Linked DNA regions of Homo sapiens: all the other regions are linked to region 1. Evidence: chromatin contacts called from ENCODE Hi-C or POLR2A ChIA-PET data. All regions are on one chromosome and are shown on one strand. The core of a region is the stretch at or near the end of the contact, and the rest is flanking DNA. Distances in the headings are between cores, read along the strand shown. Region 1 holds the start of LIG3 (DNA ligase 3). Region 2 holds the start of SLFN5 (schlafen family member 5). Region 3 has its middle 33 kb from the start of SLFN11. Region 4 holds the start of SLFN11 (schlafen family member 11).

Region 1 (6,646 bases), core at 1,129-3,628:
TCCTATTAAAAAAAATTCCTTTTACTTTTAAAACTTTTTTGTTAACAAGACAGAAACACACACATTAGCCTAGTAAGCCTACAGAGGGTCAGGATCATCAATATCACCATCCTCCACCTCTACATCTTGTCCTACTGGAAGGCCTTCAGGGGCAATGTCACACGTGGAGCTGTCATCTCCTCTGATAACAATGCCTTCTTCTGGAATACCTCCTAAAGGACCTACCTGATGCTGTTTTACAGTTAGCTTTTTTTTTTTCAATAAGTAGTAGTATACTCTAAAATAACAATAAGGCTGGGCATAGTGTTTCATGCCTGTCATCTCAGCACTTTGGGAGGCCGAGGCAGGCGGATCACTTGAGGTCAAGAGTTTGAGACCAGCCTGGCCAACATCGTGAAACCCCGTCTCTACTAAAAATACAAAAATTAGCCAGGCGTGGTGGCGGGTGCCTGTAATTCCAGCTACTCAGGAGGCTGAGGGAGGAGAATTGCTTGAACCTAGGAGGCAGAGGTTGCAGTGAGCCAAAATCCTGCCACTGCACTCCAGCCTGGGCGACAAGAACAAAACTCTGTCGCAAAAAAAAAAAAAAAAAATTATTAGCCCATTGTGGTGGCAAGGGCCTGTAATCCCAGCTACTTGGGAGGCTGAGGCAGGAGAATCACTTGAACCTGGGAGGCAGAGGTTGCAGTGAGCCAAGATCGTGGCACTGCACTCCAGCCTGGGCGACACAGCGAGACTCTGTCTCAAAAATAACTAAATTAATTAATTTAATTTAATGACAATAAAAGGTATAGTATACTAAATATATAAACCAGCAACATCGTCCTTTATTATCATTATAAAGTTTTATATACTGTACATAATAGTGTGTGCTATGCTTTTATACAACTGGCAATGGAGTAGGTTCGTTTCCACCAGCATCTCCACAAACACATGAGTAATGTGCTGTCACTATATGATAGGGATTTTTCAGCTCCATTATAATCTTATGGGACCACCCTCATATATTTGGTCCATTGTTGGCCTAAATGTCATTATGTGGTACATATTATTAATGAGATATTTTACTTTTTTTAGTATGAATTTTTTGGTGTGTATTTTCTTCACTTATAGCACATCTCAATTCCATGCAACATTCAAGTGCTCAATAGTCACGTGTGGCTAGTGATTACAGCATTGGAAAAAGACAGATACGGTTGAGGAAACTTAAAAAAATGTAGCAAATGTAGTTGTAGAGACGTGCTCAAGATCACTCAATTATCATAGCTAGGACGTGAGTCTCCAGCGACCTTCCAATTGCCTGGTTGAACCAAAGCCCTGGTTCATTCTGCTGCGCATTAAAAGCAGGCTTTACTCCCCTCCAAACAGTAGAATCGCAGTTAAACTTAGTCAAACAAACTTAATGTATCCAATACAAAACTCATCTTTCTAACCCTAACACCTCCTCTTCCTCTCTATTTTCTATTTCAGTTGATGGTACCATTATGTTTCTGCTCACTCAAATTATTATTATTTTATCCATAAACGAGCACTTTATCTAGAAGATCATTTAAATTCTAAATGATCTTCAAAAACGCACTTTACTCTCCACCCTAACTAGCTGAATCATCTCCCACATGGGTCACTATGAGAGCCTTCTGATTTGTTCCCTTGCCTCAGTCTCTCCCCACCCAGCTTCAGCAGTATTCCCTAAGACTCTTCATGGCTCTCCGTCCTCTACAGAGTAAAGACGACACTCTTCATCACACAGCACAGAATTCTCTCGGGAACCTGTTCTTTGCTTACCTAACAAGGCCCAGTTGTTTGCTCTTCCTAGACTCTGAAGAGGTCACTTACCCTCAGGCTGCTACATTTGTAAAAATCGCCATCCCAACTCTCAAAGAGCTGGCTTCAGATTTGAGATAATACACTTTGAATGATATACAATCAAGGAGTTTCTCCTCCATCACTCCTTTACATTTTATATCTATCTGCTGTTTAGTGCCTCGTCTCAATTCCATGAAAGCTACTGAATACAAACTATTTACTAGGGAGTCTGCGGGACACAAACAGAGGGATTATATTTAAAAAATAGATTGACGCGATCTTTGCCTTCCCCGACCTCATTACAATATAGTTTCTCCACCAATATCTTTAAAAACAGATCCTCTCTAACAGTATGAGAAAATCAAGGGGAGCCTCGGAAGTTCAGGCCAGGCTGCGTTCCGAGGAGCCGCCACGTCCCCCCACCTCCGCTTCCCGGGCCGCGATTGCAGGTTGAAAACTACTCCCAAACATCACAGGGCAGGCAGAATGCAACTACGACCCACGTGGCAGACGGGGGCGGGGACCGGTCGCGTGGCCGCGGCCTTGGCTCTTGCGCCTGCGCGCTGCCTCCCGCTCTAGGACCCGGATTTAAAGAGACAGGCGCTCCAACCGTCGTGGGCTGCCCGCGGCCTGTAATGAGCAAGTTCCGAGGCCTACGGTGAGCGCCGGAGCCGGAGAGGCAGGTGAGGGGCTACGCGGCGCGGCACGGCGCGGCGGGGCCCGGCGTGGGGAAGGCAGCGGGCCCGGGGCGAGGAGCTCGGCGCGGCCGGGGAGCCAGCCCCCCGGCTCCTCCCCCGCCCGCCTGCGGAGCCCCGGGGCACACCCTCCGTGACGTGGCGGCCCTCCCGGGAGCCCAGGGGGAGGCTCGCGGCTCCCCGGGACCCCCACGGGGCCGCGTGAGGCGGGGAGGCCGGCGCCCGGGCTGTGTTCCCTGTGGAACCCACGGGGCCTTCTCGTACCCTGGCCCGGCGTGCGTCCTCCTGCGCTGAACCGGGAGCGCTCGGGTGGGACTCAGGGAGCCTTGATCACTTCCCGCCTGCGTCCCGGACCCGGTGGAGGAGCGCTCCTTTCTGCCTCGCCGGGGGTCGCGGCCTACGCCGCCGACCCCACTGTCCCCGCCACTCTCCGACAGCGGCGCGGGAAGCCCTTCGAGAAAAGCGGCGGCGGCCAGGCCTCAGCGATTTCCTTCTCGGGCCCCTGGGCTGCGGCAGTTGTGAGGGTGCGGAACGAGGGACAGACGGGTTTCCTCAAAGCTGCATTGTGCCTCCTCGTGGCCCAGCGCCTCCCGAGCCTCCCTCAAGTCCACTCCTTTCATTATTGGGGCCCTAGAGGTTGCTCTGTAAATTGATCTTCTAGGAAAAGTGTTGAAACTCACTTGTTCTGACCTCCTTTTATGGGTCTGCCGTACTTCCACTTACCTCACCTCTGTGGTTCTTAAACTTTGGGAGTTATATAGCCCTTTGTGAATATCACGAAAGTGATAGACCTCCTCCAAAAAACCGTGCATTTTTATCGAATGTACATTTTGTATACATTTTTAGAGAGCTCAGAACAGCCTCCCTCCCCCACAACCAGCGCATTCATGGATTCCTTGTAATTTTCCCAACTACCCTGTGAGGTAGGTATTATTTACCCTGCTTTAGAAATAAGAAAACAGATGCAGATAAATTAAGAGTTTTCTCCGAGGTAACAGTCAGTAAACTGTACAGTCAGACTTGCACTCCCATCCCTTATTCCAGGTCCACCAGCTTTCCTTCACATCATGTTGCACTACAGTAAGCAAAGCCTGCTTTTTATTATAACGTGACAGCAATTTTGCTTCACAGCGTGTGCAGACTGAACATAATTCCAGTATACTTAAAACTAGGACTATAAAATGCTTTAGAAAACATGAATATAAGAAGATGCTGATATAATCTTTTTCCATTTGGATTGATTTATGAGTTCCTGTGAGTCTTGCTGCCCAGTGACTTCAGCATTCTCTGATTCAAGTTGCTGAATGATAAACAGGTTAATTGCACATCGGAAGCCTCTTCTTGAAAGATAACGACGTCACCGATCATAATAGGAGCTGACGTTAATGAGAGCTCTTGCTGTGTGCCCAACTGTTTTAAGGGTTTTACTCTTAGAACAGCTCTTTAAGTTAGGCCCCATAATTAGCCACATTTTACAGATAAGGAAGCTCAGGAACAGAGGTAAGAAACCCATCAAGGTTATACAGCTGGTAAGTGGCTGAGTTAGGATTTGAACTCAGGCAGTCTGATTCCAGGCTCTGCTTAGTTGTCTCTCAATATAGGGATTCTAACTCAATTCCAAATCTATATAGTGGCTTGATTTCTGAGGATGGCATATGTGTTAAACTTCACAATAAAAACTTCATGAACATAATGTAATTTTTACTGGTGATTAAAACGAAACTTCAGGGCCAGGCACGGTGGCTCATGTCTGTAATCCCAGCACTTTGGGAGGCCGAGGCGGGCGAATCACCTGAGGTCGGGAGTTGGAGACTAGCCTGACCAACAAGAAGAAACCCCGTCTCCATTAAAAATACAAAAAAGTTAGCCGGGCGTGGTGGCGCATGCCTGTAATCCCAGCTACTAGGGAGGCTGAGGCAGGAGAATCGCTTGAACCCGAGAGGAGGAGGTTGCGGTGAGCCAAGATCGCGCCAATGTACTCCAGCCTGGGCAATTAAAGTGAAACTCCGCCTCAAAAAAAAAAAAAAAGAAAGTTCAGGATCTTGTAATACTTAAAGGTCATCATCCATTATGAGTATCATATGTTGCTGATGGCCTAAAAAGAGCTTTTATGTTATTTGGATTTTCTTCATTGTGATGTACTAGATGTACATGTGTGCATTAGATAATTGAACATCCTGCTGCGAGCTGGCTTTTCCTGTATCAGAACTCTTTCATGCTGTAGAGTAGACTATGAATGTAATACTTTGGAAAGTGTTTGATTAGTCATCATGGACTATATAAGACGCTGGCCTTTGGAAAATTGGAAGCCTATCTCCTTGTTTATATCTTTTTTTTTTTTTTTTGGCCTCCTACTCTTTCGTACAGCTATATGTCTTTGGCTTTCAAGATCTTCTTTCCACAAACCCTCCGTGCACTCAGCCGAAAAGAACTGTGCCTATTCCGAAAACATCACTGGCGTGATGTAAGACAATTCAGCCAGTGGTCAGAAACAGATCTGCTTCATGGACATCCCCTCTTCCTGAGAAGAAAGCCTGTTCTATCATTCCAGGGAAGCCATCTAAGATCACGTGCCACCTACCTTGTTTTCTTGCCAGGGTTGCATGTGGGACTCTGCAGTGGCCCCTGTGAGATGGCTGAGCAACGGTTCTGTGTGGACTATGCCAAGCGTGGCACAGCTGGCTGCAAAAAATGCAAGGAAAAGATTGTGAAGGGCGTATGCCGAATTGGCAAAGTGGTGCCCAATCCCTTCTCAGAGTCTGGGGGTGATATGAAAGAGTGGTACCACATTAAATGCATGTTTGAGAAACTAGAGCGGGCCCGGGCCACCACAAAAAAAATCGAGGACCTCACAGAGCTGGAAGGCTGGGAAGAGCTGGAAGATAATGAGAAGGAACAGATAACCCAGCACATTGCAGGTAAGGTAGAGAACACTGCTTTCTCATCTTACTGGTGCTGAGAGAAAAAGGGATAAGGAGTTCAACTGCTTTCTTTCTCTTTTTTTTAACTTTGCTCTTTTAGAGATGGGGTCTCACTCTGTTGCCTAGGCCAGTGTTTAATGTTGCATTCGTAGCTCACTGCAGCTTTGCACTGCTGGACTCAGGTCATCCTGACTCAGCCTCCCAAGTAGTTGGGATTACAGGCGCATGCCACCATGCCCAGCCTTTAACGTTTTATTTGGAAATAATTTTAAACTCACTGAAGTGTTGGAAGATTAAAAATAGTACAAAGAACATTCATATTCCTTTTACCCATATTTACCTATTAACATTTTACTCTATTTGCTTTATCATATTTGTTCATGTGCTGTCTCTCTCTACATACATACACACGTGTGCGTGCACTCACTTTAAACCATTTGAGAATAAGTTGCATACATCATGGCCCTTTAAAATTCTTCAGTGTATATACCTTAAGAATAGGATATATGACCCTTATGCGACTATAATATAGCTATCATCTTCAGAAAATTTGTCCTTGATGTAATACTTAAATCTACCATCTGTATACTATTTTGTCAATGGATTGAGTCATACCTTCAGTAGCCTTTTCCTGCAGTATAGGATCCCAGTCTAGGATCATATCAGGTGTTGCATTTAGTTGTCATGTTTCTTTGGCCTCCTTTAATCTGAAATATTTCCATAGTCTCTCTTTTATGACATTGATATTTTGGAAGAATAGAGTACTGATTACTATCCTCTTTTACTTTTTTTCTTGTAGCATATAATTCATTACTGTACTTAACTAATTTGATACTTAATTGTCCCATATTTGGCCAATTAGGAACCCCTTTACACTGTCCTCTGTGTCCTGTATACCTTCATTAACTTTTTTTAATGTACTTCTTTACTCTTGAGCATAGCAAGATGCTTTTAGTCTTATCCCGTATGTATCCTTCCCCAGCCCTGAAATTGGTAATTTCTCTGGGGATTCCTGTTAGTGGGAAATGCCCCTGTTAAAGAGTAAAACCTGGATACTATGTGTCCACATTGTCATGGGGTATCTGTTTCTTCTTTTTTTTTTTTTTGAGAGTCTCACTCTGACCCAGGCTGGAGTGTAGTGGCACTATCCTGTTAGTGGGAAATGGTATTAAAGAGTAAAACCCGGATACTATGTGAACACATTGTCATGGGGTATCTGTTTCT
Region 2 (6,051 bases), core at 3,552-6,051, 260 kb after region 1:
TTTTTTTCTAGTCCGAGCTACAGCCTAGGATTACATGGTGACTTTGTCTTGTCTTTTTAATGTTCTTCAATCTAGAACAGTCTTTCCATTTGGGTTTGGGTTTAACGTTTTCTTTTCTTTTTACTTTGAGACAGGGTCTTGCTATATTGCCCAGGCTGGTCTTGAACTCCTGGCCTCAAGCAATCCTCCTGCCTCAAACTCCCAAGTAGCTTGGACTACAGGTGGGCACCATTGAACCCTCTAATGTTTCCTTATAGTTACTTTCTATTGTGCTGTTTTGTTTTGTTTTATTGGGTCAGGAATACATAAGAAATAAAAATTGTTCTTTTAGTGGCATGCAATTTAATTTGTCCTGTTACTAATGATGTTAACTTTGATCACTTGGTTGAGGTGATATATTCCAGGATTCTCTGGAAAATTAGTGTCTTTTTCCTTTGTAATAAATAGAGCATCTTGTGGGGATATGCTTTGAGACTCTGTAATTACCCTCAGTGTGCTAAAGATCTGAGGGGATATAGAGAGAAAATTCTGAGTCACACTTTCATTTCATGTAGCTGAAAAAGCAACTTAAACATTGGACTTGACTGAAATTAAGCTTGGACTTAACTGAGCTCCTTCAGGAAAAGCTTAATTACTTACTGAGACAGGAAAATCATCAGGACACTCTCGGATCTCAATGTGGGTACTGGGAGTGCCAGAGAACCAAGATTCTCCCTCCCACTCTCTCTGATGTGTGTGATTCATATGAACATTGATAAAGGATGTCTCATCCCTCCTTCAAGTAAACTTGTTCTGACAAAATTTCACCACACTTTGTCAAATGGCAAACATTGTTCCTAAGAAACATCATATACGTGTTTATGCAAATTTTGTTTTTTAAACTTTTTATCAAGAAAAGAAAAAAAGTGGAAAATATGTTTTTGCCTGAAAAGTGAATATTATAAACAAGTAGCTTGGGTTTGAAAGATAGTCTGTGGAAACACAGATAAGGCTCTATGCTAAGATGCTTGCTGCTATAATCCTCAGTCCCCTAGTAAAAGTTTCTGCAAAAAGCTTGGCCAGCCATGATGCCATTGAGCATTGACCCCCATAATCAATCTCCCTGTGACTCTCACGGAGAATGCTGAAGCAAATTTTCTGTAGTGAGGGATCTGTAGACCATGGCATGCAGCCTCCAGTCTCACTGTGCAGACTGAGGACAGTGACACAGGTCATTGACACACGGCTGACCTAGGCAGTGATTCTCCCTACACTAATACAGTGATTCTTTCTGTGAGAGACTGCCTGCCCTTAATAAGATAACATGCCCCTTTGGCCGGGCACAGTGGCTCACGCCTGTAATCCCAGCACTTTGGGAGGCCGAGGCGGGCGGAACATGAGGTCAGGAGACTGAGACCATCCTGGCTAACACAGTGAAACCCCGTCTCTACTAAAAATACAAAAAAAAAAAAAATAGCTGGGTGTGGTGGCGGGCACCTGTAGTCCCAGCTACTCAGGAGGCTGAGGCAGGAGAATGGCATGAACCTGGGAGGTAGAGCTTGCAGCGAGCCAAGATCGAGCCACTGCTCTCCAGCCTGGGTGACAAAGCGAGATTCTGCCTCAAAAAAAAAAAAAAAAAAAAGAATAACCTGCCCCTTTAACCTACCAACTCTCTTCTCCTCTTTAGTTTGTTGAAGCAAAAACAACGTAAATATTGCATTAACCAAGTGTGTGTATGAGAGAGAGAGAGAGAGGAGAGAGAGAGAAGAGAGAGAGAGAGAGAGAATGAGCAGTTATGGCTCTTGGCATTTTTTACTGGACAAGGCAAACCTAAAGATTTTACTTTTAAACTTGAATTAATGCTGAGAGTAAGTCACATCTGCCCTCACTTCCCTCCCACTCCACACAAACATGCATACCACTGGAAAGGCAACATTTTATCAAAGGCATTTGGCGTTTTTCCTCTCTTATGACCCTCTAGAAGCTTGAGAATGTGGGAGAGAAGGGCTGGAACCAGAAATGGAGAAGTAGTGCTGGAACAATAATGACCTGAAAGCCAGTGGAACTGAGGTCTCCTGCAGGAACTTTTGGGGAGGCCTGGATACTTTGGAGACCAATGGGTATGGATGGAAAGAAGAGCAGAAATGATTCAGCTCATAAAGCAGTGAAAAGGAATGATCTAAGTACATGAACAAATCTTTAAAGCAAAATGTTAAAGTGTGGGAGCAAGTTCTACAGAACACATACAATATGATACTTTTTTTTTTTTTTTTAAAGAGACAGGGTCTCACTCTATTGCCCATGCAGGGGTGCAGTGGCACAATCAGAGCTCATAGCATCCTTCAACTCCTGGGCTCAAGCCATCTTCCCACTTCAGCCTCCTGAGTAGCTGGGACTTCATAGGCAGGCACCACCACACCCAGCTAATTTAAAACAATTTTTTTGGCTGGGCGCGGGGGCTCACACCTGTAATTCCAGCACTTTGGAAAGCCGAGGCAGGCAGATCATGAGGTCAAGAGTTCGTAGACCAGCATGGCCAATATGGTGAAACCTTGTCTCTACTAAAAATACAAAAATCAGCTGGGCGTGGTGGGATGTGCCTGTAGTCCCAGCTACTTGGGAGGCCAAGGCAGGAGAATTGCTTGAACCCCGGAGGCCGACATTGCAGCAAGCCGAGATTGCGCCACTGCACTCCAGCCTGAGTGACACAGCAAGACTCCGTCTCAAACAAACAAACAAACAAACAAACAATTTTTTTTTTTTAGAGATAGGGTCTTGCTATGTTGCCCAGGCTGGTCTCAAACTCTGGGCCTCAAGCCGTCTTCCCTCTCAGCCTTCCAAAGTGCTGGAATTACAGTCGTGAGTAACTGCACCTGGCCAACATGATGCCATTTACATGCAGCTTAAACGCATATACATGTGTTGAATCAGTGTCATGTGTTGATGAGGGACATAAACACATTTACTAAAAGTATAAACAGTTGCATGGGAATTAGTAACTTTAAATTCATAAAATTGTACTGGCTATCAGGTGAGTAGGGGACAAGTGGAATGAGGGAATGAGACCAGCTGGGTACCCAAATATTGCTAATGTTATTGCTTAAGCTGTGTGGTGAATACACAGGTGTTCAATTTACTATTATTTCGCACTTTCCGTGTACTTTAGCTATTTGACAATACATTTAAAAATCGAAAACTTATCCCATAATCCCAGGCTCCAGAGGTGATAGTAGGTGGTGTTTTCCAGACCTTTCCCGCTGCCTTGATTTTCTGTTAACTGGCCACCATCCTTGTCTCCTCGCGCTGCCGGTCGCTGCAGAACCCCTGCGCGGAGGGACTGCCAGTTCCCAGGAAGGTGCAGGACAGCTGGAGCCTCTTCTTCTCTGGGCAGGGATTTAAATGTTCTTGGGTAGCCTCGCCAGAGACCTGTGCGGCCCTACAGTGACCTTCTTTCCAGCCACTTTCCCATGAGCTCAAAGCTTTGGATTCTGTCACTTGCAAAGGGTCAGGCCTGATCCCTTGCGGGTTCTTGAGAAGTGAGTAAGACTTCCAGCGCCCCGGCCCAGACTGCGACGACCCAGACTGCGACGACCCAGTCTGCGCCTGGCGCAGGCTCCATAGACGGCTTTTCTTCAGCTCTGTCCACTGAGACCTCGAGCCCTTGAGCAGAAGATGGGAGAGAGAGGGTCTTGCTGGGCGGGCTCCAGAAGTCCTCCTGGCTCTGGGCGCAGGAGTTGGAAGAGAAGAGATAGAGAAACATCTACTCACCAGAATTGTAAACTGGAAGAAGGGTAGAGGAAAGGTGCCTAGAGAGGGCAGCTGGAATCAGGATTGGGCTGAATATTTTAGGAGTCCCCAAGTGCTACTTCTATCCGCTGGGAGCACGGGTTCGAATCTGCCCCCAGGCAGCCCGCTCCTGGTTCTCTTGTCCCCCTGTGCTGCGGCGGGGCCCACTTCGGCCCTCGGGTTCCCCGCACAGGCCACACAGGGCAGCAGCGCGCGCCGTACCCACGGGCAGTTCGAGAGGGCCGCGCGTGGCGGAGCCAGGCCCTTCGCCAGCGCCCAGTACAAATTTAGTACTAGAATTAAGAGAAACACACTGAAATCTGACAGCCCCGCCTAAGACCCGGGCGTGAGGAAGTCTGCGGTGGGTGATGAATACAAAGAACAGTTTCTCTTTCCTGTCAGTAAAACGCTGTTTCCAGAGCCTGCCAGGTTTCGCCCCAGTGGCCACACCTATGCCTGGCAGGTGCTGGTCCGAGCCCCTAGCGCCAGCAAAAGAAAGGAGGCGGACGCAACATTCTCGAATTACTAGGAGAAGGAGGGAGGCTTTCCCTTCCCCCCAGTGCCCCATGTACCAACGCGTCTCGCCATACCCCTTGCCCCTCTTCCAGCAGCTGACGGAGTAATTCGAGTAGGAATCGAAAGATTTGGAGGCGCCGGGGGAGAAACCTGCGGAGCGCTCTCCGAGCCTGTGGCGTCCCAGGAAGACTCCGAGCGGGGCCAGGGAAGTTCTCTGGAGGACATGGGGTGGATACCCAGGTCTCCTTCCCTGGGTGAAATAAGAACTGAAAATCTAAAAATAAAATAAATAAAATAAAATAGAAAACACAGAGAAGCAACAAAAAAGCGCTTCCCCTCCTCAGTTCTCCCCAGTCCACCCAAGGTTTACCAAGACTGTTGTAGTTGCAAGAGTGGGCTTCCGGCTCCACGTAACGATGCGATTGGGCTGTACCTCTGTCTGTCTCCTGCGCGATGTCCCGCCCCGGGAGGTGTCACGGAACTCAGCTGATATAAGCCCGGGATCCCGCCGGGTCAGGTTCTCTGCTCTGGACTTGGGAGGCTCCGTTGCCTGCTCCCGGAGGGAGACGCGCTGCCGAGGAGAACCCAGCGGGTAATGAATCCCCCGCGCTTCTTTGCCCAGGCCTTCCCCAAACCTCCCCCCGGTCTGCGCGGGTTCTCCTATTGGGCTGTGGTGAAGACAAGGTGCGGCGACTGCAGCTCCCCAGGTCTGGGCGCTGCCGGGAGAGAGTCTTTCCCGCTGGGGAGATTTAGTTTGTTGACTCAGGAGCACCTCCAACGACAGCTAGTGGCAGAGGACCCGGGAGCTGGGAGGTTCGGAACGCGGGGCGAGCTGGGGAGGAGGGAGAGGCGCCGACCCAGCGCAGCCTACATCTTAGCAAACCAAACCTGGCAACATTTCCCCACGGTTCAGGAGCACGAAGGACTTAAGGGAAAACGACGAAATCGGGGCTCCCGAGGATGAAGTTAAATGGGTTGTGGCCTGGGGACAAATAGGGCCAATGTCCAGTCTATTACAAGAGGCTTTGTTCCAGAGGCTTGCCTATAAGCCCCTGGCTTGGAACGTCAGTCTTCAAACTGTAACAACAGGGGCAGGCTACTAGGGTAGCCCACAAAGCCCTGTATCCCCCATACAGTGACTAACTAGAGCCCTAGTTGGTCATATCCGCAGTGGCTGAGACTGCGGTGTGATTCCGTTTCCCTCTTGCATGTGTCCCGGGAGCCCGAGTTGTCGAAGCCCAAATTCAGGCTCAGGAACCTGATGTGCTGTTGATGCCAAACACTGACACACAGATGCTTGGAGACAGAGGAAGATTTATTCCATTTGGCCAAAGCGAGAAGGCAAGAGGTCAAGATCTCTCAAATCCACCCTAACAAAAAGAAGTAGTGGGGAGTTTTTATGAGACCAGGAAGTAAGGGAGGGGGAATTTCAGGGAACCTCGGGGAAAAGTCTTTCTTCGTCTCAGATTACATCTTGAACCACCAGACTTCTGGGCGTCAGCAGCTGGTCACAATGCCCTTAAAGGCATTCATTCCTTCTGCAAAATTTTTTTCTTGACTCTGAAGCTATATCCTCCTGCTTGACAAAGAAACGGTGCATCAGCAGTTTATAATTATATTGCTAGAAAAAGGAATATTGGGCAAAAAGTGGGTAGTTAACATATGCAAATAAGCAAGGGCCTCATCGGAATTTTCATGGTTTCATCACTAAAAATGTTGGGGTGCTGAAATCTTGAGGGGCTCGGTTGCACCAGAAGGGGATCCTTTGTC
Region 3 (6,504 bases), core at 3,275-5,774, 360 kb after region 1:
ACAAGGAGAACCTCATCCTGGTGTTCAGAACCAAATCACATACATTGTAAATGTGATCAATGCCTTGAACAGGGAAATAGCTAAGAAGTACATTTTGGGGAATGAGGTATTTACAGCCTTATGCAAAAGAAAATAAAAGGCTGTAGGAGGGTGGGATGTGATAGATGTGGAGATGCACTCCCTAGATCCCCTTTTAATAAAGGACTTGCTGCCCAGATATGGAGAGGGCACTCAGCAAACAGCCTGCAAATGTCAGCTCCTTTGAAGTCTGCCTCAGCTGCAGAGCCACCTTGCCTGGGGTCACAATCCCTTCCCAGAAAGTTCACAACTGGCCCCTGAGCAAGGCTACATTCCTCCTCATGTGGGGATCCAGGCTGACAGAAGGTCCCTGTCTGAGACATTGTCAGTCTTGAGGCAGAAAGAAACAAGTGTATGGAGGATCTAAATGGTGGCTCTGAAAGCTCTTGTTCAGGGTAGCACACATCATTTCTACTCACATTTATATTTGGCCAAAACAAAGCACATGGCCCAGCTTGATTACAATGGAGTAGCAAGTGTAATCCTAAGAGTGTAAGAAAATGTTTTGGAAAGGAATACAGTCAGCCAGGCATGGTGGCCTCTGCCTATAGTCCCAGCTACTCAGAAGACTGAGTCAGGAGGATTGCTTGAGCCCAAGAGTTTAAGTCCAGCCTGGGCAACATGTCTCTTAAGAAAAAAAAAACCTATCAAAAATATTTGCTCACAAATATTCACTTTTATTCCTTTTATATACCTTTCCTTCCTTAGAGAAATAACAAAAATTCCATTCCAATGCAATGCCCCATCATAGACAAAATCCAGATCATGTGATGGTCTTTATATCAGGCCTGGGTATGACTCCTTTGGAGATATTTGAATTAAAAATACAAGTTATCACACATACACACACATTATACAACAGTGAAATAAATAGTAACAGAATAACATTTAATAATCCTCTCATTTGATAGGCCAGGAGTGATGGCTTATGCCTATAATCTCAGCACTTTGGGAGGCCAAGGCAGATGGATCCCTTGAGTATGGGAGGTTGAGACCAGCCTGGGCAACATGGTGAAACCTCATCTCTAAAAAAAAATTACAAAAAGTATCAGGCATGGTTGTGTATGCCTGTGATCGCAGCTACTCAGGAAGCTGAGGTGGGATGGCTATTGCACAATGGCAATCCAGCCTGGGCGACAGAGTGAGACCCTGTCTCAAAAAAAAAAAAATCACCTCTCATTTGGGAAGGGGAAGAATGGGAGGCACAGAATAGTCCCTGGTCCCTAGAAATTTTGAAATGCTGTTGGGCAGACACTCTGAGGCACTGTTACCCAGGGGTGGGGACTATTCCCTGTGGTTCTGATTCTAGTCAGTGGTTGCCCATGGTGTTTTCCTCCATTTCACTCTAGCCTTACTGAGGTATGATTGACAAATAAAATTGTATATATTCACAGTGTACAACATGATGTTTTGATACATTTATACATTGTGGAATGATTAAACTCAGCTAATTAATGTATCTGTCACCTCACATAGGTATGTTTTGTGATAAGAACAATTGAGTTCTACTCTCTTGGGAATTTTTAAATATACAATACATTGTTATTCCTTGTAGTTGCCATGCTGTACAATAGATCTCCAGAACTTATTCATTTTGTCTAACTGAAACTTTTTACCATTTGACCAACATTTCCCCATGTTCCGACCTCTGCCCACCATCCAGCCCCTGGCATTCTTTCTTTGCTTCTATGAATTCGACTTTTTTAGATTCCACATATAAGTGGAATCATGTAGTAGTTGTCCTTCTGTGGCTGGCTTATTTCACTTAGCATAATGTCCTCCAGGTTCATCCACCTTGTTGCAGATGACAGAATTTTCTTCTTTTCTAAGTCTGAATAGTATTCCCGTGTGTGTGTGTGTGTGTGTGTGTGTGTGTGTCTTACTTTCTTTAATCACACATGCATCAATGGACAGTTTTGGTTAATTCCATATCTTGGCAATTATTAATAATACTACAACAAACATGAGATTGTAGATACTTCATTGATCTACTGATTTCATATCTTTCAGACATATACCCAGAAATAGGATTGCTGCATCATATGATAGCTATGTTTATTTTTAATTTTTTTTAGAAATTAGATTTCACTCTGTTGCCCAGGCTAGAGTGCAGTGGTGGCATCCTAGATCACTGCAGCCTCAACCTCGTGAGCCCAAGTGATCCTCCCGCCTCAGCCTACAGAGCAGCTGGGAACACAGGCTCATGCCACCATGCCCAGGTAATTTTTAAAAATGTTTTGTAGAGATAAGGTCTTGTTGTGTTGCCCAGGCTGGTCTCAGATTCCTGGCTTCAAGTGGTCTCCCTGCCTTAGCTTCCGAAAGTGCTGGGATTACAGGTGTGAATCACTTAGCCTGGCATATTTTTAATTTTTTGAGGAACTGCCATATTGTTTTCTCTAATGGCTGCACTAATTTAAGTTCCCACCAACAGTGTGCAGATACTCCCTTTTCTCCACATCCTTGCCAACACTTATCTTTTGTCTTTTTAGTAATAGCTGCATGAGTATGAGATGAGATGATACCTCTTTGTACTTTTAATTAATATTTCCTTCATTATTAGTAATATTGAACACTTTTTCATATACCTATTGGCCATTGAAATGTCTTCTTTTGAGAAATGTCTACTCAGATACTTTGCTCATTTTTAAATTAAATTATTTGTTTCCTTGCTATTGAATTGTTTGAGTTCTTTTTATATTTTAGATACTAACCCCTTATTAGATGTATGGTTTGCAAATATTTTCTCTCCTTCTGTAGGTTGTCTCCATTCCTTTGATAATTTCCTTTGCTGTGCAAAAGCTTTTTGTTTTATGTCATTCATTTGTCTTTTTTTGCTTTTGTTGCCTGTACTTTTGGGGTCATATTCCAAACATTCATTGCCAAGACCAACATCAATAAATCACCCTTTGGGTTTTCTGCCAGTGGTTTTATAGTTTCAGCTTTTACATGTAAGTCCTTAATCAATTTCGGGTTTATTTTTATGTGGTATGAGATAAGGACCCAATTTCATTCTTCTGCATTGGATATCCAGTTTTCCCAACACTATTTATTGGAAAGAGTATCCTTTCACCATGTATGTTCAAGGTAACTTTCTCAAGGTTGCTTGGCCTATGAACGTATATATTTATCTCTGGGATCTCTATTCTGTTTCATTGGTCTATATGACTCTCTTTATGCCAGTACGATGCTGTTTTGATTACTATAGCTTTGTGCTACATTTTGAAATCAGGTAGTGTAAAGTCTCCTGCTTTGTTCTTCTTACTCAAGATTGCTTAGGCTATTTGGGATCTTTTGTGGTTCCATAGAAATTTTAAGACTGTTTTTCTATTTCTGTGGAAAATGTCCTTGGAATTTTGATAGAAATTGTAGTGAACCTGTAGTTCACTTTGGGTAGAATAAACATTTCAACAATATTAATTCTTCCAATCCATGAACATGGGATATCATTTCATTTATTAGTGTCGTCTTCAATTTCTTTCATCAATGTTTTATAATTTTTAATGTGCAGATCTTTCACTCCCTTTGTTCAACTTATTGCTAAGTATTTTTTTTGTAGCTATTGTAAATGGGATTGTTTTCTTGATTTCTTTTCTTTCCTTTTTTTTTTTGTGTTTTTTTTTTTTGTTTTGTTTTTTTGAGACAGAGTCTCATTTTGTTACCCAAGCTGGAGTGCAGTGGCTTGATCTTGACTCACTGCAACTTCCACCTCTTGGGTTCAAGTGATTCTCCCACCTCAACCTCCCGAGTAGGTGGGATTACAGGTGTCCACCACCATGCCCAGCAAATTTTTGTATTTTTAGTACAGACAGCATTTTACCATGTTGGCTAGGCTGGTCTCAAACTCCTGACCTCAAGTGATCCACCCTCCACAGCCTCCCAAAGTGCTGGGATTATAGGTGTGAGCCACCACGCCTGGCTGATTTCTATTTTGCATAGTTGTTATCGGACAGAAACACTGCTGATTTTTGCATTTCTAGTTTTGTACCTTGTAACTTTACCAAATGTGTTAATTAGTTCTAACAGTTCCTGTGGAGTTTTTAGGGTTTTCTTGTAGGGAGACCCCCTGAAACTATTGCTACAGAATAAAAGATGAAATGCTCCTGATTATTATAAATACAAAATTGCATGCAGGATTGTGTAAAGACAATGCAAGGTTGGGCTGCCTGAATGAGCCAACAGCACATGATGTGCTTCCTCCTGCAGAGAGCCTATAAACGGATGTGCAGTCAGGGAGGTTTCACATCACCAATATTCTTATCCCAGAAAAGCAGATGTTCACAGCTCTGGGAATGGAATGCGACCCTTGTGGAGAGCCTATAAATGGACGCATGAGGGGCGGCCATTCATATGTATAAAATAGGGTTTTAAATGCCCTTATCTTGCCATGGCTCTTCTAGGTCTCTTTAGGGTTAAGGCATACTCCCTTCTGAGAATTTGTGGTCTCACCGGTTGTCTAGTTTCACATCCTGTTTCCATCAATTGTTTGCAACCAGCTTTTGCTGCAACTGTTACTGCTGATTAATATCTTGCTAAACATAGGTTATGGATAGACTGTGTTTCTGTTTTAAGGCTCTGTTAAAAATCACTGACACACACACTGTATTGTAAATTCTTATCTCTGTATTCTGCACTTCTGCATACAGATGTTATGTTAAAGAATTACTTCATCCCCATGTGACCATCTCACCTCATAATCAAAGACCCTAAATCCCTCACTAACCTACCCCCACCCTCACTAAACTTAATAATAAATGCTGCTATATCCAGTGCATTCGTGGCATCACAAGACCAGAAGGCGGTGACCCCCCTGGACCCAGCTTTCACTATCTCGCATGTGTCTTTTATTTCTTGACCTGCCGATCCACCTGGGAACAAAGAAAGAGCCCCGTTGGATTGCAGGCTGCTGGTCAGATCCCACAATATTTTCCGTATATAATATCATGACATCTGCAAACACAGATAATTTTATTTTGTCCTTTCCAATTTGGGTGCCTTTTATTTCTTTTTCTTGCCTAATTGCTCTGGCTAAGAATTCAGTATCTCTTGAATAGAACCCATGGTTCCTGATTTCACTCTCAAGAGGGTGTCATTATCTTTTTCCACTTTTTTTTTTTTTTTTTTTTGAGATGGAGTCTCACTCTGTTGCCCTTCTTCCACTTTTAAAGTGGAAAGTTTCCCTTTTCTATTATTTTCTTCAACCACATTTAAAGCAGGAACTGGGGACTGTACCTTCCTTTAGAACTAACCAGCTTTCTCAACCTACTGCTTGCCCAAAGAATGTTGGAGTCCAAGGGTTGTGTTTAGTCTGAAAGCATCACAGTTTTTGCTTTCTGGATTTTAAAAATCTAGGTATGGCTCCTTGGCAATTTAACTTTCTCAAAAACTTCTTGTTGTTTTTCTAAATCTATACGGTCCCAGTTAACTCTGTGTGCTAATACAATTCAGTATTTTTGAGATGTGCTTCTCTCTTTAGATTTAATTATATTACCTTGAATTAGCAGGCTTTCATCAGAAAGCAATGCACTCAAGCTCTTTTCTCTGAGCAATTTTGTCTGAAAGGATTTATTGGCTGACATCTTAGTTGATTCAGAGGTTTCCACCATAGGTTTAATAGCTACTTATTAACTGCCTCTTTGCCAAAGACTGAGTTTGAATTTCTGTCTTTGTTACCCAAAGACATTCTCAGATTTTTTATTAGTTGAAGAAGAGAAATATTTGCAACTTCTTATTCTAAAAGTCCAAAAATGTGTAGACCATTTTCTTCCCTTCCTGCTTGCAAAGAGTTTAGTGCTTTTCCAAGCACATTTTTCCTCCCACCTTTTGTATTACCCTACCTAGTAGCGATCAAACTATATTACTAGCATCTGTTTCCTTACTTCTTCACTCAAATCCACAGGCTCATTTAATACATTATCTTCATTCTAAGTTATTAAAGGTGACTGTTTTGTCCAGTCTTTCACTGCTACAAAACAGGGGTTGACATTTTCCCAGCCTCCAATAATATTTTCTTCATTGCCCATCACTCAGCCCTGGAACCAAAGCCACAATTTAAATTATTTTGTTATGCAGCATCCCACTCTAAGCACCAATTTCTGTACAAATCAGAACTAGCCAGATTTTGCTGTGGTAACAAATTATCCCCAAAGTTTCCATGACTGTTTAAAAATAACAAATGTTAATTTCTTTCTTAAACTATATGTCTGTTGTGGATCCCATTTGGCTCTACTCTTCATTGTTTTCATTCCAGGACCCAGACAAAGCAGCCAAATCTGGGTCATTGCCTATCTTATACCAGAAGGGAAAAAGAACATGGCAGAAACACTCAATGACTCTTAAGAGTTCTTCTTGGAAGTAACACACGTTATGCCTGCTTATACTTCATTGATCATAACAAGTCACATTGCCAAGCCTGAGACCAATGGGGCA
Region 4 (6,425 bases), core at 3,008-5,507, 390 kb after region 1:
ATCTCCTCTGCCTGTGGAAAAAGGAGGGAAGAATGGGAAGGACTGTGTCTCATGATTTGAGGGCCAGCTCAGTCCCAGTAGAATGGAACACCAGGTAGACTTCTAAGGTTTTCTTACTCCAGTCCCTGGCTCCTGGATAGCATCTGTGAACCCACCTAGGGCCTGGGGGAACTTGCCACTCTGAAGAAAAGAACACAGCTTGGCTGGCTTCACCACCTGTTGATTGTTTGAAAAGATAAACAAAATTGACAAACCTTTACCAGGCTACCTGAGAAAAAAAGGAGAATACCCAAATAAATGAAATCAGAGATGAAAAAGGAGACAATACAACTGATACTGCAGAAATTCAAAGGATCATTAGTGGCTACTATGAGCAACTGTATGCCAATAAATTGGAAAATCTAGAGGAAATAAATTCTTAGACACATACAACCTACCAAGATTGAACCATGAAGAAACCCAAAACCCGCACAAACCAATAAGAAGTAATGAGAACAAAGCCATAATAAAAAGTCTCCAGCAAAGAAAAGTCTGGGACCCGATGGCTTCACCACTGAATTCTACCAAACAGTTAAAGAAGAACTAATATCAATCTTACCCAAACTATTCAAAAATTAGAGAAGGAGGGAATACTTACAAACTCATTCTATAAGGCCAGTATTACTGATACCAAAACCAAAGACACATCAAAGAAAAAAAATTATGGACCAGTATCTCAGCAAAATACTAGCAAACTTAATTCAACAATACATTAAAAAGATCATTTATCATGACTAAGTGCTATTTATTTCAGGGATGCAAGGATGGTTCAACGTATGCAAATCAGTCAATGTGATACATCATATCAACAGAATGAAGGACAAATGCCATATGATCATTTCAACTGATGCTGAGAAAGCACTTAATAAAACTCATTATCCCTTCATGGAAAACTCCTCAAAAAACTGGGTATAGAAGGAACATACCACAACATAATAAAATCCATGTATGACAGACCTACAGCTAGTAGCATACTGAGTAGGGAAACACTGAAAGCCTTTCCTCTAAGATCTGGAACACTATAAGGATCCTCACTTTCACCATTGTTATTCAACATAGAAATCCTAGCTAGAGCAATTAGACAAGAGAAAGAAATAAAGGGCATCTAAATTGGAAAGGAAGAAGTCAAATTGTCCTTGTTTGCAGGTGATATGATCTTACATTTGAAAAAAACCTAAAGACTATACCAGATAACTATTAGAACTGATAAACAAATTCAGTAAAGTTGCAGGATACAAAATAAACATACAAAAATCAGTAGCATCTCTATATACCAATAGTGAACAATCTGAAAAAGATATAAAGTAATCCCACTTACAATAGCCACAAATAAAATTAAATACCTAGGAATTAACCAAATAAATGAAAGATCTCTACAATAAAAACTATAAAATCATGATGAAAGAAATTGAAGAGCCAAAATATGGAAAGGGGAAATATACCCATGTTCATGGATTGGAAGAATCAATATTGTTAAAATATCCATACTTCCCAAAGCAATCTACAGATTCACTGCAATCTCTATTAAAATATCAATGACATTCTTCACAGAAATAGAAAAAACAATCCTAAAATTTATATAGAACCACAAAAGACCTATAATAGCCAAAGTTATCGGAAGCAAAAAGAACAAAACTGGAGGAATCACATTACCTGACCTCAAATTATACTACAGAGCTACAGGAACCAAAATAGCATGATACTGACATTAAAAACAGACACATAGACCAATGGAACAGAATAGAGAACCCAGACACAAATACACACACCTAAAGTGAACTCATTTTTCACAAAGATGCCAAGAACATACACTAGGGAAAAGACATTCTCTTCAATAAATGGCACTGGGAAAACTGGATATCTATCCGCAGAACAATGAAACTAGACTCCTAACTCTTGTCACATATAAAAATCAAACGAAAATGGGTTAAAGACTCAAATCTAAGACTTCACACTGTGAAACTACTACAAGTAAACATTGGGTAAGATCTCCAGGACATTGATCTGAGCAAAAATTCATTGAGCAATACCCCACAAGCACAGGCAACTAAAGCAAAAATGGACAAATGGGATCACATCAAGTTAAAAAGCTTCTGCACAGCAAAGAACGCAATCAACAAAGTGAAAAGACAACCCACAAAATGGGAGGAAATATTTGCAAATTAACCATCCAACAAGGGAGTAATAACCAGAACATATCAGGAGCTCCAACAACTCTATAGGGAAAAAAATCTAATAATCCTATTGAAAAATGGGCAAAAGATTTGAATAGTCATTTCTCAAAAGAAGACAAATGGCAAATAGGCATGTGAAAAGGTGCTCAACATCACTGATCATCAGAAAAATGCAAATCCAAACTACAATGAGATACCATCTCATCCAAGTTAAAATGGCTTTTATCCAAAAGACGGGCAATAACAAACGCTGGCAAGGATGTGAAGAAAAGGGAACCCTCAAACAGTGTTGGTGGGAATGTAAATTAGTACAACTATTATGGAGAACAGTTTGGAAGTTCCTCAGAAAACTAAAAATAAAGCTACCACACAATTCAGCAATTCTACTCCTAAGTATTGACCCAAAAGAAAGGAAATCAGTATATCCAAGAGACATCTGCACTCCTATGTTTCCTGCAGCACTGTTTAAAATAGCTAAGATTTGGAAGCACTCTAAGCGTCCATCAGCAGATGAATGGATAAAGAAAATGATGTGCATATACACAATGGAGTACTATTCAGCCATAGAAAAGAATGAGATCCAATCACTTGCAACAACACGAATGGAACTTGAAATCATTACGTTAAATGAAATAAGCCAGGCAGAGAAAGACAAACATCACATGTTCTCACTTATTTGTGGCATCTAAAAATCAAAACAATTGTATTCTAAGAGCAGAAGGATGACTACCTGAGGAAGGGTGGTAGGAGGGAAGGGGTGAGGTGGGGAGAGTTAATGGGTACAAAAAAATTAGAATGAATAAGACCTACTATTTGATAACACAACAGTTATTATAGTCAATGATAACAATTGTACGTTTTTAAATAACTTAAAGAATGTAACTGGATTGTTTGCAACTCAAAGGGTAAATGCTTGAGGGGATGAATACCCCATTCTCCATGGTGTGCTTATTTCACATTGCATGTCTGTATCAAAACATCTCATGTACCCCATAAATATACACATCCACTATGTACCTACAAAAATAAAATAAAATAAAATAAAAACTAATGAGCATAATTGGATTGTTGGTAACACAAAGGATAAATGCTTGAGGCGATGGATACCCCCATTTACCGTGATGTGATTATTAAACATTACATGCCTGTCTTAAAATATCTCATGTAACCCATAAACATATACATCTACTATGTACCCACAGAAATTAAAAATTAATTTAAAAAAAAAGAAAAGAAAGGGAAATGGGCTGCGACAGATGTGCCCTCTTGGAAAACTAAAACTTAGAGCTCTTTGTCCTTCTGGGGTAGCACGTGTATTCTACAGATCTTGTCCAGAGGGAGACATTTTTCTCATTTCTCCCCCCTCTAGATTATAAATCTCCCCGCAGGGCAATGGCAATTCTAATTCTGCCTTTTAGTTTCTATATTAAGGAAAATAGTTTAGAGTGGTTGGTCGGTCACATAGACAGCTGTAGAACTAGTTTCTCAAGTTTAAAATACCAATAACTCTGAAACCTGAGATCTGCAGCCCTGGGAGCCACCAAGGTGCACTCAGTGGCCTTCTAGGCTTCGGTTCCTGCTCCGCGCCCCGCAGAAACCGCGGCTGGCTGGCCAGGGGCTCTTCCAACTTCCAGCGGGAGCAGGTGCACAGGTCAGGCCCGCCCCGCCCCTAATGCCTTCTACCCCCATTACCCACCCCCGCCCCGCCCGCCAGTCCTCCATAGTCCGCTTTTTAGGGAACCTGCTGAGCAAACTAGCTGGGCCCCCGGACAGGGGAGAAAAGCACAGATACCCCCACTCCACTCCACCCCCAGCCCCTCCGCACCCCTCCAGCCCCTCCCCACACCCCACACCCTGGCTGGGGTGGGGTGGGAAGGGTGCTGCTCCCTTCTCGAACCTGGCACTCGAGTTACAGCCCGACGCGGATTCGGCTGGGCTAGACCCTGAAGCACGGGTAGAAACGCAACTCCGGAGTCCCAGGCTGGGGGCAAGGACCCTCTCTGACCTCTCAAGCTCCAGCGCTTCCGAAGCCCCCTTAGCGTTTCCCTGGAGGCGCCCAGGTCGAGTCCTTATATACTAGCGGGTTGGCGCCATCCCACGCACATCCCACGCAGGAGATGCAAGAGCCAATGGGCGGGTCTGCTAAGCCCGCGAACTCTGCCGCGTTAAATTGCCTAGAAGCTCCCACCCTTCTGACTGTTGCCACGTAGTTCTTAGTTTCCGGGAATTTGGGGATTTTTTCCTCCCCCTTCTTCCCACCCTTCCTCCGTCTCCTCGCTCCCTCCATCCATCTCTCCCTCCCTATCATCTATCTATTCATCTATCTGGATTACAGCAAAACAAAGAATAAAGATTATGAAGAAAGAGAAGAACTTCCCAGGCCCAAGCAGCTGTCGGCTCCTGCGCTCCCAACGGGGTGGCCGTTTCCTTCCTCGCACCCTCTTCTCTCCCGGTGCCTGCGGTCCCACCTTCCAGATACCCCTCGGAGAGTCCAGCTGAGCTCTCGCCAGAGCTTTCCCCTTCCAACCCGCTCGACTTGCCCAGATCCCAAGCTGGGCTTCTCTCTCCATCGCCCCAGAAAGTGGGTCTTGGAGACCGAGGCAAGAATTTGGGCCTCCGCTTCTGTTCCAGACCCCGGACCCCTTGCCAAAATGCGGCAGATGTGCAGATTGGGCCGCGCTTGGTTCCTGGCTGGGTTTATGGAGCCTGCGGCTGAGGCAGGCTCCGCAGACCCCGAGCCAGAGTGGGATTTAACGGCGGCCGGTGCGCTGTGCTTGGTCAACCCCGGTAACCGTCACGCTGCTAGTGATATGAAAAAAACCTGCCAGCGTTCTGCTTTTCTGCCCCGCTGCAGTCTTTAGCACCCGCCAGGATTCTGTCCGAGTGTTTGGATTTTGTAATCCTCCTGTCTTTGGCCAACTCCCCATCCTTGGCGGAGCGCTCGCCCTTGGCCGGGCTCCGTGCTGCCAGCCTTGCGGAACCCTAGGCCCGGGCGGCTCTGTCGGAGGCCCACTTCTCACTGATGCGGAGTGGCCCGAGGGTGGGAGCAGCGGTTAATGCCGCACTGATTAATACAGGCTCCAGTGAAAGCGAAAGTAAGAAAATAAAACGGATTTCATTATACATATACAATGTGTGTATGGATACATGTACATACATATTACACTTATGTGTATGTTACGCACGTTTGTTAAAATGAGGTCATAATGTTCATGCTGTTTCATAACCCACTTTCTTTCAATGACCACCTTTTCATTTCAGTAAATCTTCGTATTCTCATGTTGCAGCTTCTCCATTTTTCTTTAACATGTTTACAGAGAGTCTGTGCAAACCTGTACCAAATCCAGAACCATGCATCTATAACGTGCTAAAAGATTGTCAACCTAGAATCCTATAACAACCACAAAAAAGGCCTACCTAAATGGAGGCAAAGTAATGACTTCAGACAAAAAAAAAAAAAAAGGAAATCTGAAAATCTGAGGGAATTTGTCACCAGCCGATCTTTCTTATGAAAAAATATTAAAGGAAGTTCTTTAGCTGGAAGGAAAATGATACCTGAATGAAACTCAGATCTACAAAAAAGAATGAAGAGCACAGAAGATAGTAAATATGCAGATAAATATAAAAAATCTCTTTTTTACTGTTAAAATTATTCTTTTTTTACAATATAACAAAATGTATTTTCATTGGATATTAATTATGAACCCACAATGCATGTAAACTAAATACAATACTTCAAATCATTCTGCACAAAGAAATTACAGATCACATTTATTTAATAACAAAATGTCTAATTGTTTAATAAAATGTTTTTAGGAACTTACAATATAATTTTCAAAAACAAAGAATAAAAATATTAAATATATCACTTTATGGCAGAGGACAACATAAATTTATTTCTGCAACACAGCAGGCAAACTTTTGTGCTAGAAACAGTGGAGAAAAAATTTAAAGCAAAAAGTCAGGAAATGGATGTTCACAAATTTCTGGTTAACTGAGGCTCAATAGTTATTGTAAGAAACGGGCGTTTGAACATCAGATTTTAAAATAAAATATTTTAAATATTTTTATTTTATAATATTTTAAAGATTTTATTTATAAGATTTTAAAATTTTAAAATATTTTTATTTTATAAAAATAAAAACTTCCTCAAACACCAGAGTTTTTCACCTCAGCAAATGTCTTTTCCTTTGATAATTCATAATCCTGCTG

The links. A loop is a pair of places that touch in the nucleus more often than their neighbours do. ChIA-PET counts read pairs that join two places held with the same protein, here RNA polymerase II (POLR2A). Pooled maps may share reads with other maps.
Region 2: a map of B cell shows a loop between it and region 1 (10-fold over the local background). The contact joins the promoter of SLFN5 here to the promoter of LIG3 in region 1. A Hi-C loop is called at or near these places in 10 of 168 maps with a recorded cell type or tissue (B cell, HCT116, IMR-90 and 7 more), 16 of 37 single-sample maps with no recorded cell type and 23 of 50 pooled maps. POLR2A ChIA-PET finds 5 or more read pairs at or near these places in 2 of 52 experiments (activated CD4-positive, alpha-beta T cell and activated T-cell).
Region 3: a map with no recorded cell type shows a loop between it and region 1 (5-fold over the local background). The contact joins the enhancer-like site here to the promoter of LIG3 in region 1. A Hi-C loop is called at or near these places in 1 of 37 single-sample maps with no recorded cell type and 2 of 50 pooled maps. POLR2A ChIA-PET finds 5 or more read pairs at or near these places in 1 of 52 experiments (OCI-LY7).
Region 4: a pooled map shows a loop between it and region 1 (11-fold over the local background). The contact joins the promoter of SLFN11 here to the promoter of LIG3 in region 1. A Hi-C loop is called at or near these places in 1 of 37 single-sample maps with no recorded cell type and 8 of 50 pooled maps. POLR2A ChIA-PET finds 5 or more read pairs at or near these places in 1 of 52 experiments (activated naive CD4-positive, alpha-beta T cell).

What each region holds. Positions count from the first base shown.
Region 1 is chr17:34,978,134-34,984,779 of GRCh38, forward strand. It overlaps LIG3 (DNA ligase 3), which reads left to right and starts at 2,379. Exons shown (of 20, transcript NM_013975.4): 1 at 2,379-2,489; 2 at 4,869-5,419. The coding sequence starts at 4,873. RefSeq lists a silencer at 2,404-2,833.
Region 2 is chr17:35,238,271-35,244,321 of GRCh38, forward strand. SLFN5 (schlafen family member 5) reads left to right here and starts at 4,802. Exons shown (of 5, transcript NM_144975.4): 1 at 4,802-4,873. LOC105371932 reads right to left here and starts at 5,881. Exons shown (of 4, transcript XM_047437262.1): 1 at 5,841-5,881; 2 at 4,652-4,949; 3 at 4,356-4,555; 4 at 1,773-3,700. The coding sequence starts at 5,881. The coding sequence ends at 3,253. RefSeq lists enhancers at 4,554-4,613, 5,134-5,243, 5,217-5,845.
Region 3 is chr17:35,337,252-35,343,755 of GRCh38, forward strand. No RefSeq gene overlaps it. Among named protein-coding and RNA genes, the nearest start is that of SLFN11, 33 kb to the right of the region's middle. Within about 2 kb of position 4,525, at least 3 of the 41 ENCODE cell types and tissues checked have a DNase peak (open chromatin) inside an H3K27ac peak, as active enhancers do.
Region 4 is chr17:35,369,364-35,375,788 of GRCh38, forward strand. It overlaps SLFN11 (schlafen family member 11), which reads right to left and starts at 4,258. Exons shown (of 7, transcript NM_001376007.1): 1 at 4,111-4,258. It overlaps LOC105371933 (a long non-coding RNA gene), which reads left to right and starts at 3,734. Exons shown (of 2, transcript NR_171638.1): 1 at 3,734-3,864; 2 at 4,549-5,492. It also overlaps the pseudogene UFM1P2. RefSeq lists enhancers at 4,226-4,275, 4,366-4,415, 5,086-5,185.